Regions from separate parts of the Homo sapiens genome. Here region 2 is linked to region 1. The links are chromatin loops, found by intact Hi-C in ENCODE. Cell type or tissue: heart right ventricle. All regions are shown on one strand.

Region 1 (8,000 bases):
GGAGATCGAGACCATCCTGGCTAACATGGTGAAACCCCATCTCTACTAAAAATACAAAAACAAAATTAGCTGGGCGTGGTGGTGGGCGCCTGTAGTCCCAGCTATTTGGGAGGCTGAGGCAGGAGAATGGCGTGAACCCGGGAGGCGGAGCTTGCGGTGAGCCAAGATCGTGCCACTGCACTCCAGCCTGGGTGACAGAGTGAGACTCCATCTCAAAAAAAAAAAAAAAAAAAAGAATACATTGGGTGGGAATTGAACAATGAGAACACTTGGACACAGGGTGGGGAGCTTCACACACCGGGGCCTGTCATGGGAAGGGATAGCATTAGGAGATATACATAATGTAGATGACTAGTTGGTGGGTGCAGCACACCAACATGGCACATGTATACGTATGTAACAAACCTGCACGTTGTGCACATGTACCCTAGAACTTAAAGTATAAAAAAAAAAATACAATGTTATTAACCATACAGAGTCCCGACATGCAATAGATCTCTTGAGCTTATTCCTCCTGTCCAACTGAAATTTTATACCCTTTAACCAACATCTCTTCCCCTCCCCACTTCCCCCCACCACCATTCTACACTCTATTTCTATGGGATCAACTTTTTAGATTCCACGTATGAGTGAGATCATGTGGTATTTGTCTTTCTGTGCCTGGCTTATTTCACTTAACATAAGATGCTACTGTGTATTTATCCAAAGGAAATGAAATTAGTATGTTGAAGAGCTATCTGCATTCCATGTTCATTTCATTACTGTTCACAATAGCCAAGATACAGAATCAACTTAAGCGGCCATCAGGGGATGAACGGGTAAAGAAAATGTGGCATATATATACAATGGAATGCTATTTAGCCTTATAAAAGAAGGGAATCTTGTTGTCTGTGACATGTGGATGAACCTGGAGGACGTTATGTTAAGTGAAATATGCCAGTTTTGTTTGTTTGCTTGTTTGTTTTCAGAAACATCAGGCGCCCCAAAAGCCCTCCCCTGGTATGGGGTGCTCTTCCCTTAGGGAACGGAGAGTCAGGTCCCTCCCAACCTCAGCTTTTGCTAATGGGAGCAGACAAAGAATAAGAGGTTGGTGAGATCCCAGGAGTAGAGAATGTGGGGGAAAGCGGAAAGTCACAACTTAGTGAGGCCAAGTTTGTTCCAGGCCCAGACATGGCTTCCCAGCCCTTCCTGCCCCCGCCGGCCCACCCTGCCCAGCCATGCCGCCAGGCCTTTGCTCACACTGTCCCCTCTCCCTGGGCAGCCCTCCCTCCTTTTCTGCCCGCAGAAACCCTGCCTGTTTTTAAGGACCAAATTAAATGCCCCTTTCTTTTGCCATCCACCCCCACCACCCTCGTCTGGCAGAATCAATGCCTGTCCCTCTGCGCTCCCATCAGGACGGGCCAGCATCTCTGAAAGTGCTCTCCAGTGTCTGGAAGTTGTTTGCATGCATGTGCCCCACCCTCACGACTGCTGTGACCTCCTGAAGGAGCAAGTCCAGTTGTTCCAAGTACCAGCACATAGCACATAGCAGGCACTCAATACATGTTTGTTGAGGGAGTGAAGGATGCAGCTCACCCAGGGCCTCAAAACGCCATGTGTTTATGTATGATCTATACAGCCAGCTCCCACCCCTTGCTCCCCATCACTATTAAAGGACTTGGTCTTGCCCACCAGCCAACACCTGTGGTACCCTGTGCTCCTGGGCACTGGCCCCGGCTGGAGCCTGCCCTGCTCACCAGGACTCCCAGCACATCTGGCCAGCCAGCTGGGCTCTTCCTACACATCCTGCATCTCTGTGCTTTGAGCCTCATCTGCTTGGGAGAGCGGGGGGATGCAGTAGGAGGACAATGATCCTCAAGTCTCACAGCCATGCCATTACACATCCAGCCCTGATGAAAGTCCCCAAAATGCATCAGTTCACCTTCAAGGCATCTGTGGTTGCCTTTCTGAGATGTCCTATGGCATGGATCCTGACAATGACATTCACCGCCCCCGCACCTGCTGGCTGCCCCTGAATCCCACCTTTGTGCTACAGTCAGAACCTCTTCCTGGGGGGAAGGCACCTTGAGGCTCATTGCCGGGCAATCTGGGAGATCTTTATCATTTCAACAGGAACTGTGTCCTAAATGTGAATTTGCATGAGAGGACGGGCCCACCCTCATGTCCCACCCAGTTATGCCTGTTTCAGAGGTGAAGGGTACTTATACTGCAGGCACAGGGACTTTCAGAGTTGGAAGGGACCTTAGAGAACATTGATGCAAAGTGTGGTCCCAAGACCAGCAGCACCTGGGAGCAGTGACTAGCCATCCTGGTTTCCCAGGATTGCCCAGGTTTAACCCTGAACAGCACTCCTGTATCCCAAGAAATCCCTCTGTCCCGGGCAAATGGGGATTATCAGTCACCCTGCCTGGGAGCAAATCCTTCAGGGTCTCACACTAAACCTAATGAATCAGAAACTCTGGGGGTGGGCCCTGAGATCTTCACTTTAACGAGTCCCCCAGGTAATTCTAAGACCTAAGCAGGAGAGCCGCTGCTTTTCCCTGCAGGTGGGAAACCAAACACTCAGGGAGGGAAGTAGCTTGCCTCGCCAAGCACAGGCAGCAAGTAAAGGGCAGAGCCAGAAAGAGGGTCTGGACCCCACTGTGTGGCACCGCTGTCCCCATCTCAGTCCACAAGCTCGGGAAGGTAACCAAATCAGTCAGTCTGTTAAATAAGATGCTGAGAAGCACCCAGGCCAACTGCTGCAGTCCGTGGATGCTGGGCTTTGCCCTGGGGGTCTGGGAAGGTGGAAATAGCCACCTTCAGGGAGGGGTAGAGTCCCCCTGAGCCCTGGAGCATTGGGACAGAGTAGCAGGGGTTTCAGATTCAGGCCACAGCCTGAACAAAGGGCCAAAGGGAGGACACAGATGTGCCTTTTAGAGGCCAAGGAAGAGATCAGCGTCGCGAGGCCAGGGATCTGGGAGGTACGGTCCCTCTCCTTTGTCTTCAGAGGCTTGTCCGTGATTCTGCATCCAGCATTGGTTACACCCGTAGTGGGAGTCTCTGCCTTGCCTGCCCCCTGCTGTCTAGCTGGTGCCCCTCAGGAACACTTCCTTCAATTGGTTCCCAAGCCCAGCTCCCAACTGCTATGAACAGAAATAACACCCACTTAGGAAGGCCAGTCGGCTTCCCAGCAATCATAAGACACTCAAAGCTCAATGAAAAATGATTTGGGGGATTATCCAAAGCCCTGGCCCCTCCATTCGCTGGCAGATAAGCTCACATCAAGTGGCTTATGTTTGCTTTTCTCCTCTCCAGGGGCAGCTGCAGCCATTGCCATGTTCCCCCACCTACCTCCCCTGATATATCACTCTCCAGGGAAAAGGAAATTGGGGTACAATGAGGTCCCAGAGAGGGGAATCCACTGGGACAGTCAGGAGGAGGGCTGGAAGTGGTGGCTGGAGCTCTTCCACTCACCTTCCTTCAGCCCTGTCCCCTTCCCCGGAGGCAGCAGAGTTAAGCAGGCTTTGGAGCCTTTCCCAGTGCACTAGGCATGCCCGAGCCGCCCTCCCTCATCACACAAAAGCACTTCCTTTCCCTGACCTTCTAGCTGCTTCCCTCCCAGCCTTCTCATTTGAAAATATTCACCTCCAGGTCTCCGTTTCCCCTCCCTTCATGGTGCATCCCTATGATCCCCATGTATCCTTCATGGACAAAGGTGAGCCCTTGCTTGGACCTCTTAGCAAGCATGCAGTACTGCAGCCCACCCTGTCCTCCTTGGCTACCTGGACCCCCACTCCCCTGGTTCTCCTTCTACCCCCGCCTCTGTTTCAACTTCCCACCTGGCTGCTTCTTCCTCTGCCCACTCCTGGGGTCTTTCCTCTCCTGCCTCTTCCTGGAGCACACTGCCTGCCTGATGGGGCCTCCCTCTGCGCCAGTCAGGTGTCTGTCCCCTATCTCCATTCCTCCACCATCTCTTTCTCGAACTTAAGCACCACCTTCCTGGGGTCAGCATCACTTTCAGGACATTAATTCAAGTCCCCGAGCTTCACATGTAAGGTCACTCTTGACCTGACCCCACCTAACCTTCAGCTCTCACCCACTCCATGCACACTCTGCACCAGTGGTCTCCAAGGTGGCAACAGACAATATACTGGGATACAGGGAAAACTTACTGAAATCCCTATCCCTCATTATTTTTTAACTTTCAAAACTGCAAAATGAAGTTTTGATGAATACCTGCTATATAAATGGACAATAGTACATGAATAAAAATTATAAATAAGAAATTTGAGGGGGTGTACAGTCAGAAGAGCTCGGCGACCACTGCCTGCCATGGGCCTCTGGTCTTATTGCCCCCACTGCAGTGCCCCTGGCACAAACATGTAGCTTAAAGAAGCTACAAGTTTGTTGTTCTCTAATGTAAACTAAGTCTGGAGGTAAGCAGCTCAGGGATGAACGGCAGCTCTGAAACCATCTGAGACCCAGAATCTTTGAACTAATTGTTACTCCTTTTCAACCCATAGTTTTCAGCTCACGGTTCAATAGAGCTGCTTCAGCTCCAGCCACAACATCAGCATTCCAACCAACAGGAAGAAGGAAAGGGTGAAGAGAGACATGCCCCCACCACTCTAAAGATACTTCTGGCTGGGTGCGGTGGCTCATGCCTGTAATCCCAGCACTTTGGGAGGCCGAGGCGGGTGGATCACCTGAGGTTAGGACTTTGAGACCAGCCTGACCAACATAGAGAAACCCCGTTTCTACTAAAAATACAAAAAATTAGCCGGGTGTGTTGGTGCATGCCTGTAATCCCAGCTACTCGGGAAGCTGAGACAAGAGAATCGATTGAACCTGGGAGGCAGAGATTGCGGTGAGCCAAGATTGCGCCATTGCACTCCAGCCTGGGCAACAAGAGCGAAATGAAACTCTGTCTCAGAAAAAATATATATATATATACTTCTAACTGTTAAAAGACAGATAATGACATTATTAGCGATAAAGGGATTAATCCGCCAGAATAATATCTTAACTCCAAATCTGTTTGTACTCCATAAAATATCTGCAAAACATACGAAGCAAAATTTAAGAGACTTAAATAAGGTATAGACAAATTCACACTTGTAGGGAGAGCCTGTAACAGGCATCTTTCAATAGCCAATAGACCAATCAGACACCAGATCAGTAAGGATACAGAAGATGTGAAAAGCGCAATTAACAAATTTGACCTAATCGACACATACAGAATTCTGTACTCTACAATGACAGGATGTACATTCTTTGTAAATGAACATGAAACAGATACCAAAAAACGATCCTTCTAAAAAGCCGCATATACCATTTCTGCTTACATACCGCTCTCCGGCAAACAGGGAATCCTGGCTATGCCTAGCCGGAAGAGAGGCTGGGAAATGTCTTTTGCTCCAGGTGACCAAGTACCCAATTAAAATGGAGATGCTCTATTCCCAATGAAAAAGGGGAGAACAAATATTAGGGAAACCATCAGTCTCTGCCCCCCACCCCTTCCTGCCTTGCCCTGGGTTCTCTGGTCCTGAGAGTACTGCACAGTGGGTATGAGGGAAACCATCAGTCTCTGCCCCCCACCCCTTCCTGCCTTGCCCTGGGTTCCCTGGTCCTGAGAGTACTGCACAGTGGGTAAGAGCTTGAGGCCAGAGCCAGGGATTCCTCATTCAACTCTGGCTTTGCCATTTACTTGCTGTGTGACTTTGGACAAGTTATTTAACCTGTGTGAACCTCGGTTATATTGCAAAATGGGACTAGCCCTACTTCATAGGGGTATTGGAAAGAGGCACCAGAATAATGCACGTAAAGCACTTAGGTCTGCATCTGGCACGCGAAAGTGTTCCATAAATGTGACCTGCACAGAGAGGTTAAGTAACTTGCCCAAGGTCACACAGCCAGTAAAATGGCAAGGCTAGCTTTGAGATCCAGGCATCCGGCTCCAAGTTTCTTTGGGGCCTTTGCCACTCCCAGCACAGGGACCCAAGTGTGGTGGGATATTACAGGAGATGGAGCCTTGAATAGTGGGGGATAGAAAACTGCAACCATCGATTACAGACTTCTAGAGAAGTCATTTTAAGATGTGCGTTTTAGCTCCGATGGGTAAATTTCCTCATTCTGTCTGCAAAAGATTGAATTAAGTGAGCCCCAAGGTTTCCCCTTAACCCTGACATTCTGTGGTTCTATCTTCTCTACCAATAATGGCTAAAATTTTACCATTAGAATTACGTTTTTCTTTGTTAAGTCCTATCTTCTGCCTGAAGTCCTTTTTAAAAAATACAATTTTCCTTTCAGGGGCCCTGACCCCTTGGTTTGAGTGAGTGAATCGTGCCCCTCTGCTGCAGATCGAGAGAAGGTTCTGTGTTAGGAGTCTAGTGGGCCCTGGCTGGGAGGGGAGGGACGTGCAGAGGGAGGGAAACTGCAGACAGTAGCGCCCAGGCCCCCACAAATCCCTCAGCTTACTAAAAACCCATGGCACCCAGAGGACGCTGCACCCAGTCTCTTGTCAGGGCCGACTGCAGAATGACCTCCAAACACCTTCTGCTCGATTGCCTGGCCACCCCCATCCATCGCCATTCTTGACAGGCTTCCTTTTTTTCTCCTATATCTCTTCCACCACCCTATCTCTCAAACTAAATTGAAGAAAAATGGGTTTTGTCTTTTTTTAATGAGAAGACTAACAGTCTTAAATTACCTTCTTCAAGGTCTGCAAATAGAAATCCCAAATAAGACAGCCACCTTTTCTTTTCTCTCCTCTTCTCTCCCTGTCTCCATGAGCCCATAAGCTTGAAATAAAAGGCAGAGCAGTGGCTCAGGGAAGTAATTTGGGCTTTGGCCCAGCACCAGCCAAAGAGGCAAGAGCAAGCGGGGAGGAGGGCCTGATGGGGGGTTGGGAATGATAGAGGAAGAGAAGGTCATGGGCAAAACCAATGCCTCATTGCGTATGGTTCTGAAATAAAAGAGCTTCCCAAAATGGGGACAATTTCTTAAAGAGCAACTACTCTGTGAGTGTGCAGGTGCCCAGGGGTACAAGTAGGTCCAGGTGAAGAGGAAACCATAGAGGCTTCAGACTTACTGAGGTTCAGACTGACTAAGAAGCAAATGCGATTACTGAGTACAGTGGGCCTTCTCTGCCTTTATCACCAATGTTGACTTTCCCTAGAAAGTCCATTGACGGGTGTCCGGACAAGAGACAGAGCATGGTGCTGGGGCAAAGAGTGGAGTTTTAGGATTGGGGTCGTAGGTTCTAGTACCAGCTCTATGGCATGTAATAATAAAAGCTAACATTAAATACTTACTATGTGCCAAGGACTATGCTAAACACGTCACATAGATTATCCCATTCAATCTTCAAAACAACCCTGTGATGTAGGTATCATTATCCCCATTTACAGATGAGAACACTGAGAGATGGGAAGTCATGTCACTTGCCCAAAGTGTCACACACCTTGTGACAGATCAGGGTTTGAACCCAAGGAGTTAAGACTCCAGAGGCTCTTAGACTTCTTCTGCCAAACAGTCTGGGCCTGTCTGGACCTGCTTCCTCATCTGGGAAGTCAAGGGGTGTAGAGGCCAGGTAAGGTAGAATGGGTCATCATTGAGGTCTTTCCGGCACAGATGCTCTGATATGGGACTCCTGCCACACCTGTGGATGTGCAGTACAGGTTTCCACTGCAAAGCAGCCATGCTGAACGTGTGTGTGTGTGTGAGAGAGAGAGAGAGAGAGAGAGAAAGAGTGTGTGTCTATGACAGATAAACTTGTGTCCTGCAACCCTGATGAGACAGGGAAAGAGAATAAGAACACAACAAGGCCAGGGAAATCTGTGGAAGATTTGTGGGTTAGACCTTTGTCAAGAGAACAAAACCGGCACCTGAAGGTCTGGAAAATTCTGCCCAAATTCACCTCCACTAAGGCATCCAGTAGCCTTTGCGATTCCCTGATCTTTACTCTATGCTGCACACCCACAGCCTCAAAGATCCCTGGCAAGACAGGCAAATAAGCC
Region 2 (8,000 bases), 330 kb before region 1:
AAAAGCCATATATCTGCCTTATGTGTGGGGCCATATAATTTTCTTGTAAGTATCTGATGCCTTTCCTGACCTTCAGGAGCTTCTAATTGACTTGGGAGGATAAGACAGACTGCTGTAACACTGGACAGTATGAGTATGGAGGAAGTACACTGGAAACTGTTAAGGAGCTTGTAGATGTGAAGTCTAGTGATGCTAGCGGGAGGATGACTAGGATGACAATAGGAGCCTCTGCAGTCAGGGTGCTGGAATGCAGTGCAGGGAAAGGCCTTGTTGCTTAAAGAAGAAATCAACGGAGATGCGTTCTAAGCCAGATGTTAAGGGACTGAGAACCACAAAGGAGACACCGTATCCGTCTTACATTCTGCCATTCCCAGATTCTAGCATCACTGATGGGGTGTTTGTGGAAGTGGAAAAGTCACAGAATCTGGAACGTGTCCACGGACCCATGTCCATGGATCTTTGCTGGAGGGGCTTTCCCTTCCCTTTCCTTCTCTCAGATGAACCTTCAATGATTCCTGGCAGGTGAGAAAGCTGAGCTCTTCCTGGATGGGTATGGTCTAATTCGGATCCTTGTGCCCTGCACCCCCCAGGTCACTTCTTCTTCAGCCAGAATAACCCAAGTCAGGAAGATGCAGGTGAACAGGTGGCCCAGCGCCATGAAGAGAAGGTGTATCTGTCCAGAGGGGATGAGGATCTGGGCGACATGGGCGAAGATGAGGAAGCCCAGTTCCGGATGCTGATGGACAGACTTGGAGCCCAAAAGGTGTTGGAAGAGTAAGTGGTGACAGTGATTTGTAGAACGGAGACCAGCCTGGTAGGAACCTCTTCCTGTGTCCATTCAACAATTAACATTTGTTAACCATGTGGTGCTGGTCCCTGCACTGGAATGCAGTGCAGGTAAAGGCCCGCTGGTTCTGCCAGTGGGGGCCTGTCCTTTGTGATGACCTGGCTGTGTGTTGGGCTCTGTCTCTGCTGTTTACATTTTTTTTTCTTTAGGAATCATTCCTATTCTCCTTCTCTCCCACCCCCTCTACCTTCCTCACTCCTGGCCATGCATTATCCCCCAGTCCTTGGCTCAGCCTTGCTCCTCATGAGGCACTCACACATCAGAGGTCTGTACCATGCTCTCAGGGTTTTTCATGGAGTTCTCCCTAAGGCTTCCTATCACCATCAGCTCCCCAGCATCTTTACCTCTCCTGGGTCTCTAGAGCTACGGTGCCTCCCAGCTGCCCCAGCTGTGGGTGCCTTCCTGGCCAAAACCCATCATGTGGAAGCATTTGCACACGGTATCCTCGGCAAACCAGGCTTGTGCAGGAAGCCAAGGTGGGAAATGAAGCAGTTTTTAGCAGGCCACTACTTGGAAAATTGTAGATGGCTGAGATCTCAAACAAAACATAACTACCCCTCCACCATTTTTTTTCCTAAAATGTGCTTTGGAATAGACACAGGGATCTAAGCCCTGACATTGAAGTAAAGTAAAATAAAATAAGGAAAATGTGGTGTTACAGCTAGTAGAAACCAAACAGAGGGCCTGAAAAGCATGTAATACCTTCTGCCCCTTTAGCCTTTGCCTTTGGCCTTTTTGTTTTGGGGTCCTTAGGTCTTGGGTTAGATGTATGTTTCCTGTAGTGTGGGAATGCCCTACTGATTACAGCTGACATTTCCTGAGCTTGGGAAGAGAAGGGGCTAGGGTGGAAAATGATAAAAAGGAGACAAGAGAGAAGAGGCCTATATACGATTTGCAGGCCGAAGCTCTGTGAATTTTTCAGCAAACAATTTGGTAGACTGTGGCAGAACTGGGAAAGGCTGGCGAAAGTGTGTTCCAGGCAAGAAAGGGATAGGCAAGTGCCTGGGGAAGATCCTGGTGGGGGCGCTACACAGGAAGTGGAACTCAAGACCAGCAGCAGTAGCAGGTTTGCTGAAGGCCTGGAAGGGGCTGCAGCAGGTGTCGACCACAGAAGGTGTAGCTGGCAGGTGGAAGGGGCACAGGTGGGTGGGAAGCTCATTAGTCATACACCTGACCCAGCTTCTCCAAGGACAACAGGCCAGAGCACAGAGACCATTCCTGGTGACAGTGTGACACCTCCTCCTGGAGAAGGGGGAAGGAGAAGGCAGTGCAGGTGAGCTGAGGCACCGTAACGGAAGGAAGGGGCCTCTCTGCCCAGCCCTCACTGCAGGGTAGCAGCCTTACTGGCAAGGTTCTCAATTAGAGTCCACCAGACGTGACTCTGAGGACCTATAGTAAGGCAGTGCAGAACTGAGCCAAAATGAGATGTCCCGAAGAAGAGGAGGTTTTGTGGAGGTTTCAAGAGTGGTCTGTAAAAGATGATACACAGAAGATGGTGACCAGCCACTTCCATCCTCACTGAAGTGGGCTTAGATTGCAGCATGAGGGAAACATTCACGGCTGTGAGACCTCAGATAGGGAAATAGAAAAGGCTATGAATATTTGAGGGCTCTTTAAAGATTTTGCTCACCAAAATGATTTGTGTGTTGTTCTGGAAGCAGTGAAATGGATTGATAAACCTCCCAGAATCCTTTCTAGCCTATACTCCCATATCCTCCCAGGAGGGGTGGCCTTGGTGTGTTCTAGAAGTTCGAGACTGGGCATCTGCACTTTGACTTTTCTTGGTGGTCCGATTGGCTAAGCGATTTGGCAGCTTAGTGAGCTTTGGCTTGTTTTTCATCAAAAGTTGAAAGACTTGTCCCTTCTCCAGAAATCTGGGGCAAGTTGTTGTTGCCATGACTAAGTAGTTCAAAGAGTGTTGGAAGAGGAGCAGGTGGGTCTGCAAATCTCACTGGGGACTTGAGCTCAGTTGGCTCCATCAGGAACCTGGCAGGTGTGGACAGACAGACCTGGGCTGGCAAGGTGAACCTTGATTTTACAATGCATTTACTTCATGGTGGCGTGTCTCAGTCCATTTGGTTTGCTGTAATACCTGCCATAGATGTGGTACTTTATATAAATAACCAAAATTTATTTCTGGCAGTTCTGGAAGCTAGGAAGTTCAAGATCAAGGTGCCAGCAGATTTGCTCTCTGATGAGGTCACATTCCCTCATTCACAGACAGTTGTCTTCTCACTGTGTCCTCATATGGCAGGAAGGGTGAATGAGCTTCCTCTGGCCTCTTTTATAAGGGCACTAGTGCCATTCGTGAGGGCTCTGCCTTCATGATCTAATCACCTCTCAAAGTCCTCATCTTCTGGCACCATCATGTTGGGGTTAGGATTTAAACATATGAATTTGTAGGAGATATAAACATTCACACCACAGCAGGGAACAACCTATAACAGGGATGGGAGGTCACCATGGTGTCTCTCTGAGACCCTCTTATCTCTGAACCCTTTGCCACATCTAAATTTTACCTATAGGATGAAATAAGACCCCCACAACATGCTGTGTGTGTGTTGTGGGGCTGGGAGGAATGGAACTCATTCTGAGAAACAGAGAGGTTCCTTACCTCCTTTTCTCCCATTTCCCAGATTCACCCATGACATCCAGTACAGTGCAAGGTTTACAACAGATCATAATAAATACTTGTTGAGTTAATAAGGAAATGGGTGGGTGGATGGATGGATGGATGGATGGTCTAAATAAGTACGCGGATGTTTGGATGGGATAGAAGAAAGAATTGGTGGAAGTGATGGAGCAAGGAAAGGAGGGAGAGAGGGATGAAGTGTTAGAGATGACCAGATAACTGATCAGAGGTGGGCCTATTTCTCAGTGGTCCTCTTCTCTGCTGGGTGCAGAGAGTCATGTCCATTTCCCAAGAGCGTTGCTAGCATGGCACTATTGAATATCCCTTCTGAATAAGGTTTCTAAAATATAATGCTTAATAACGCAAGCACAAAGGATTTTATTCCTTCTCCTGAGGGTTCCTTGTCAGAGCTATCCTCAGATCTTCTGTTTCTGGAATTTAATGGAAGACAAGTCACATTTACGTTTCTGTTTTTGTGGTTTTTGTCTTAAAGTGATTTATTAGTGAGGTACTCCCAGAAGAAACTGGCAAGGGATTTGGGGAAGTGGGACAGGGAAAGGAAGTAAAACAAATAATGGCGTAATTTTAGGAAGAGTCCTGGTTCTCCAGGGGTATTATTTATGTAGTCATAATAGTATAAACATTTATTTAATATCATATTTGGGAGTTAGCATACAGAGTTTTAAAACAATACTAATTATAGAACACAGTGTCAATGGCACTAGTCCCATTTGTGAGGGCTCTGCCTTCATGATCTAATCACCTCTCAAAGGCCTCACCTACTGATGCCATCATGTTGGGGGTTAGGATTTAAACATATGAATTTGTAGGAGATATAAACATTCACACCACAGCAGGGAGCAAGCTGCCACAGGGATGGGAGGTCACCACCCATTTCTCAGTGGGCCTCTTCTCTGCAGGGTGCAGAGAGTAATGTCTATACCACAGGGGCATTGCTAGCATGACACTAACAAATATCACTTCCGAAGAAAATTTCTAAAATATAATGCTTGTTATACAAGCACAGATAATTTTATTCTTTATCCTGAGGATTCCTGGGGAGCCAACAGGAATCTGTTGGTGGCAGATTGTCAAGGTGCAGATGACTGTAATGGACAAGCAAATTTTGGAAAGAGCTCAAGAGAAGTATAGGCATACAGATAACTTTATCCTCATAAAACGAGGGTCATAAGCGATTTTCCATAATCAGGTTAAATTAATTAAATGTGAAATATACATTACATAAAGTCTCAAAGTTTAACAGAGTAAAAAATCAAAATGTAATTATGTTGAAAGGATGGAAGGAGGTGAAGGACTTATATTTTCAATAGCTGGAAACTTGAAAGATTAAGACACAGAGTGAATATTTAAGTAACAAAAGACTTTGAGAAGACAATGAACTGAGCTAGTTATTACATCTTGTTATATAGATGTGAAAAAAGTGTTGGAAAATACATATGTGCCCATTAATTTAAAAAAATCAAAAGCCTGATTGTTTGCGGGATAAGATTTATATTTATTCTCTACTTTGCTAGAATAAAGTTTAATTGATAATTTATAATAAACTAGCCTGTGAAATTTCACTTGAACTCTACTGTTTATTATTATATAACTTTCAAACTTGATGCTATAACACTCTACTGTCTGCTAGCTGTGAGAAATTATTAACTTTTATTGAATTAAAACCTATCCTCTTTCAGATTTATGTTTAACTTAGCTTGATCATTGGCCACAGATTTTTTAGTTTCCCCAGAAAGGGAGAACAGGGTCCACCATGTGTGTCTCCTCCTCATTCCCTCCCTGGGTGTCAGCCTGAGCCCCTGTATCTCTGTCACTGAGCTGTGTACACACGTGCCTCTGTGCCTTTGTCTATTGGCCTCTGGGTCTCCCAAGTCTCTCTCGCCTTGTCTTTCTGTGTGTGCGCATCTTTCAGACTTGCTCCTTCCCTTCTTTTTGCCTGTCAGTCATCCCTAGTGCCACTAGGCCACAGTGGGGTGCTGCATATTCTCTTCCCTTCCTGCAGTGACAATTGCTTTCTGCCATCCATCACATGGCACGTCTTTACCTCTCAGCAGTGAGGACCATCCTTCCTGGGGGCAACGAGCTCTCTGCTTTAGCTCCATAGTGTGTGTCCTTAAACGCACTGGGCTCCTGTCCTCCTGTCTTCTTCCTGGCATTTGGAGATGCACCAGAGCATGTTGCTGTGCACGCCCAGCCCCACGAGCCCGTCGTGAAGGCCACGGGAGAACAGAAGCAGCAGAGCGAGGTGGGGAAGGAGGCCAACACCGGAGTCAGACAGCCCTGAGCTGGACCCCTGACTCCATCAGTGACTGCTGGGTGATCTTAGACAGCTCACTCCACCTCTCTTCACCTGCTTCGTCATCTGTAAATGGGGTAATTGCAGCTCCTGCCTTGTAGGGTTATTGTGAGGACGAAATGAGCTGATATCCTTGAAGCTCCTCACATGCAGCAAGCATTCGGTCCACGTTAGCTACTGTCATCTTTATAATGATTCTGACGGTACTGTTTCTGGCTGTCAGTTTCCTGTCTGGGAACCTCTGTATTTCCCGTGAAGCCTCATCTCCACACTTCCACATGAGCGTCCCTTCTCTTGCAGTGAAAGTGATGTCAAGCAGCTCTGGTTGCAGCTGAAGAAGGAGGAACCTCATTTACTGTCCAACTTTGAAGACTTCCTGACCAGAATCATCTCCCAGCTCCAAGAAGCCCATGAGGAGAAGAATGAACTGGAGTGTGCCCTAAAAAGGTGGGTACCCCAGTGTCAGCCGCTTTCTGTAACTATGTGTGAAAAAGAGAGACACACGGTGCACTTTCTCTTAGATCTTCTGCCAAAACATCGTGCAATGCCTCCTTTTGCTGTCTGCCAAAGTGGGGACCAGGCCCTGTGTCTGTCACGATATATGTATTTTTAAGCTCTCCGTCACCTTTTTAAGCTATATGGTAGGCACTATTCTAAATACTTTTTATACACTAGCTTATTTAGTTCTCACCACAACGCTTTGAAGGAGGGACTGGTTATCATTTTGCACATTTATTATCTGCACATTTTGCAGGCGGAGGGTTGGAAACCCAGAAAGGTTAAGTAGTACACCCCAGAAGGCATAGCTTGTGAACAGTAGAGCCAGGACTGGGAGTGAGCTAGCCAGGTGCCTGTGACCAGAAGAAAAATCACTCTGCTTGCCTCCAGGCAGTAAGACCCCAGCATACTGGGCCATCCCCCAGGGCCAGATCAGCCCACTTTGCAGAGGTGGCGTGTTTGGTAAGGTGACCTATAGCCCTGCTGAATGTCCCTCCTCCTGGCCGCTCTCTCCCGTCACGGCCTCATGTCTCTTCGTCTACCCTATTTGCCTCCAAGACCTCTCCAGGAGACAGGACCAAGCATTGTTAGAAACAACCCAGAGTCCTCCTCACTCACAGCCCTGAAGAAGCTGCTGAAGAACTGAACCAGAGTCAGAACAGGCAGGTATATCACAAAACTGGGGCAAGCCCACTAGACACCAGTCCCTTCATGAGAATTAATGCATGGTTATGGGCACTGTGCTGTTCATAGTCCTTTAACAAACATTTACAGCCATGAGCTCGCATTTTATGAACATGGACTTAGATGTGGTATGACTAGGGATGGTTCATAACCCTGAAGGTGAGGCTACAACACAGGGCTGGGTTTGAGTAGAGCTTGGAAGCATATACAGAGGAGGCCCTGCCCCATGCTTCTGCCATGAAATCTTGTACACACCCAGAGATTTGCTCATTTTCTGTAGGAAGCCTCAACAATCCCTTGGCTATGCAGTTCCACAGACCACCTGCTCCTCCATTCAGATACTTCCAGCAAAGCCTGGAAGGCAGTTTCAGAGTTTGTGCTGAAATAGTCTTAGAGCAAACATGCAGCCTCTAATTGAGCAAGATCACCATGTGTCTTGCTGTGTAGATCATCTATTTACACATTATTCTGAGTCCCGGCTCCTTTTCGTCTTGTGTCTCCCTGACCTTAACTCTAAAAATAACTTGTTGAGGTCCATTGGGTATACACAGATCTGGGGAGAAAGGACTTTTAGGACTCTGCATTATGAGGAAGCTGAGGACAAGTATCACTGGAGGAAACATAGTTTGGCTGGAGAACTGTTAAGAACATTCTGGGGAGAGGCTCCCAAAGCTCAGAGAAGGGAAGGATTAAAGGGTATATTTTTATGTAGCCATTACCTAATTAAGAATCAGACAGAACTGAATTTGATTCTTGAGTCTGCCATTTACTAGCTGTGCAACTTAGGACAAGTTACCTAACCTCTCTGAGTCTCAGCTTCCTTATCTGTAAGATAGGGACAGTATCCATCTCACAGAGTTTTCAGTATTAAATGAAATAATGCATGTAAGTATTTGGAACAGTGCTGGCACATAAGTATTCAATGAATGTCAAAATAATAATTATTAGTATTTTAAATAAGTATCTTTGTTAATCTTAGAGGATTTGTCTGGCTGAAGTGGAGAGTTTGAGCCTGAATATAA

The links. Peaks named below come from ENCODE experiments on the same cell type or tissue, not always from the same donor. Only the 100,000 strongest peaks of a DNase experiment are listed, where the experiment ranks them.
Region 2: a loop joins it to region 1, with 1.8 times the contacts of the local background. A loop is called at or near these places in 3 of 110 quality-filtered maps.

Annotation. Positions count from the first base shown.
Region 1 is chr12:3,337,306-3,345,305 of GRCh38, reverse strand. LINC02827 (long intergenic non-protein coding RNA 2827) reads right to left here. Exons shown (of 5, transcript NR_187483.1): 5 at 6,644-8,000. The region is part of intron 1 of LOC100128253 (a long non-coding RNA gene); the gene reads left to right. Among named protein-coding and RNA genes, the nearest start is that of LINC02417, 27 kb to the left of the region's middle. In heart right ventricle, CTCF peaks have their summits at 2,858 and 3,059 (motif pointing left); a DNase peak (open chromatin) is centred at 3,065; H3K27ac peaks cover 1,348 bases.
Region 2 is chr12:3,671,689-3,679,688 of GRCh38, reverse strand. It overlaps CRACR2A (calcium release activated channel regulator 2A), which reads left to right. Exons shown (of 20, transcript NM_001144958.2): 6 at 591-774; 7 at 6,097-6,243. Among named protein-coding and RNA genes, the nearest start is that of CRACR2A, 77 kb to the left of the region's middle. In heart right ventricle, no CTCF peak of the experiment used is centred here; no DNase peak of the experiment used is centred here.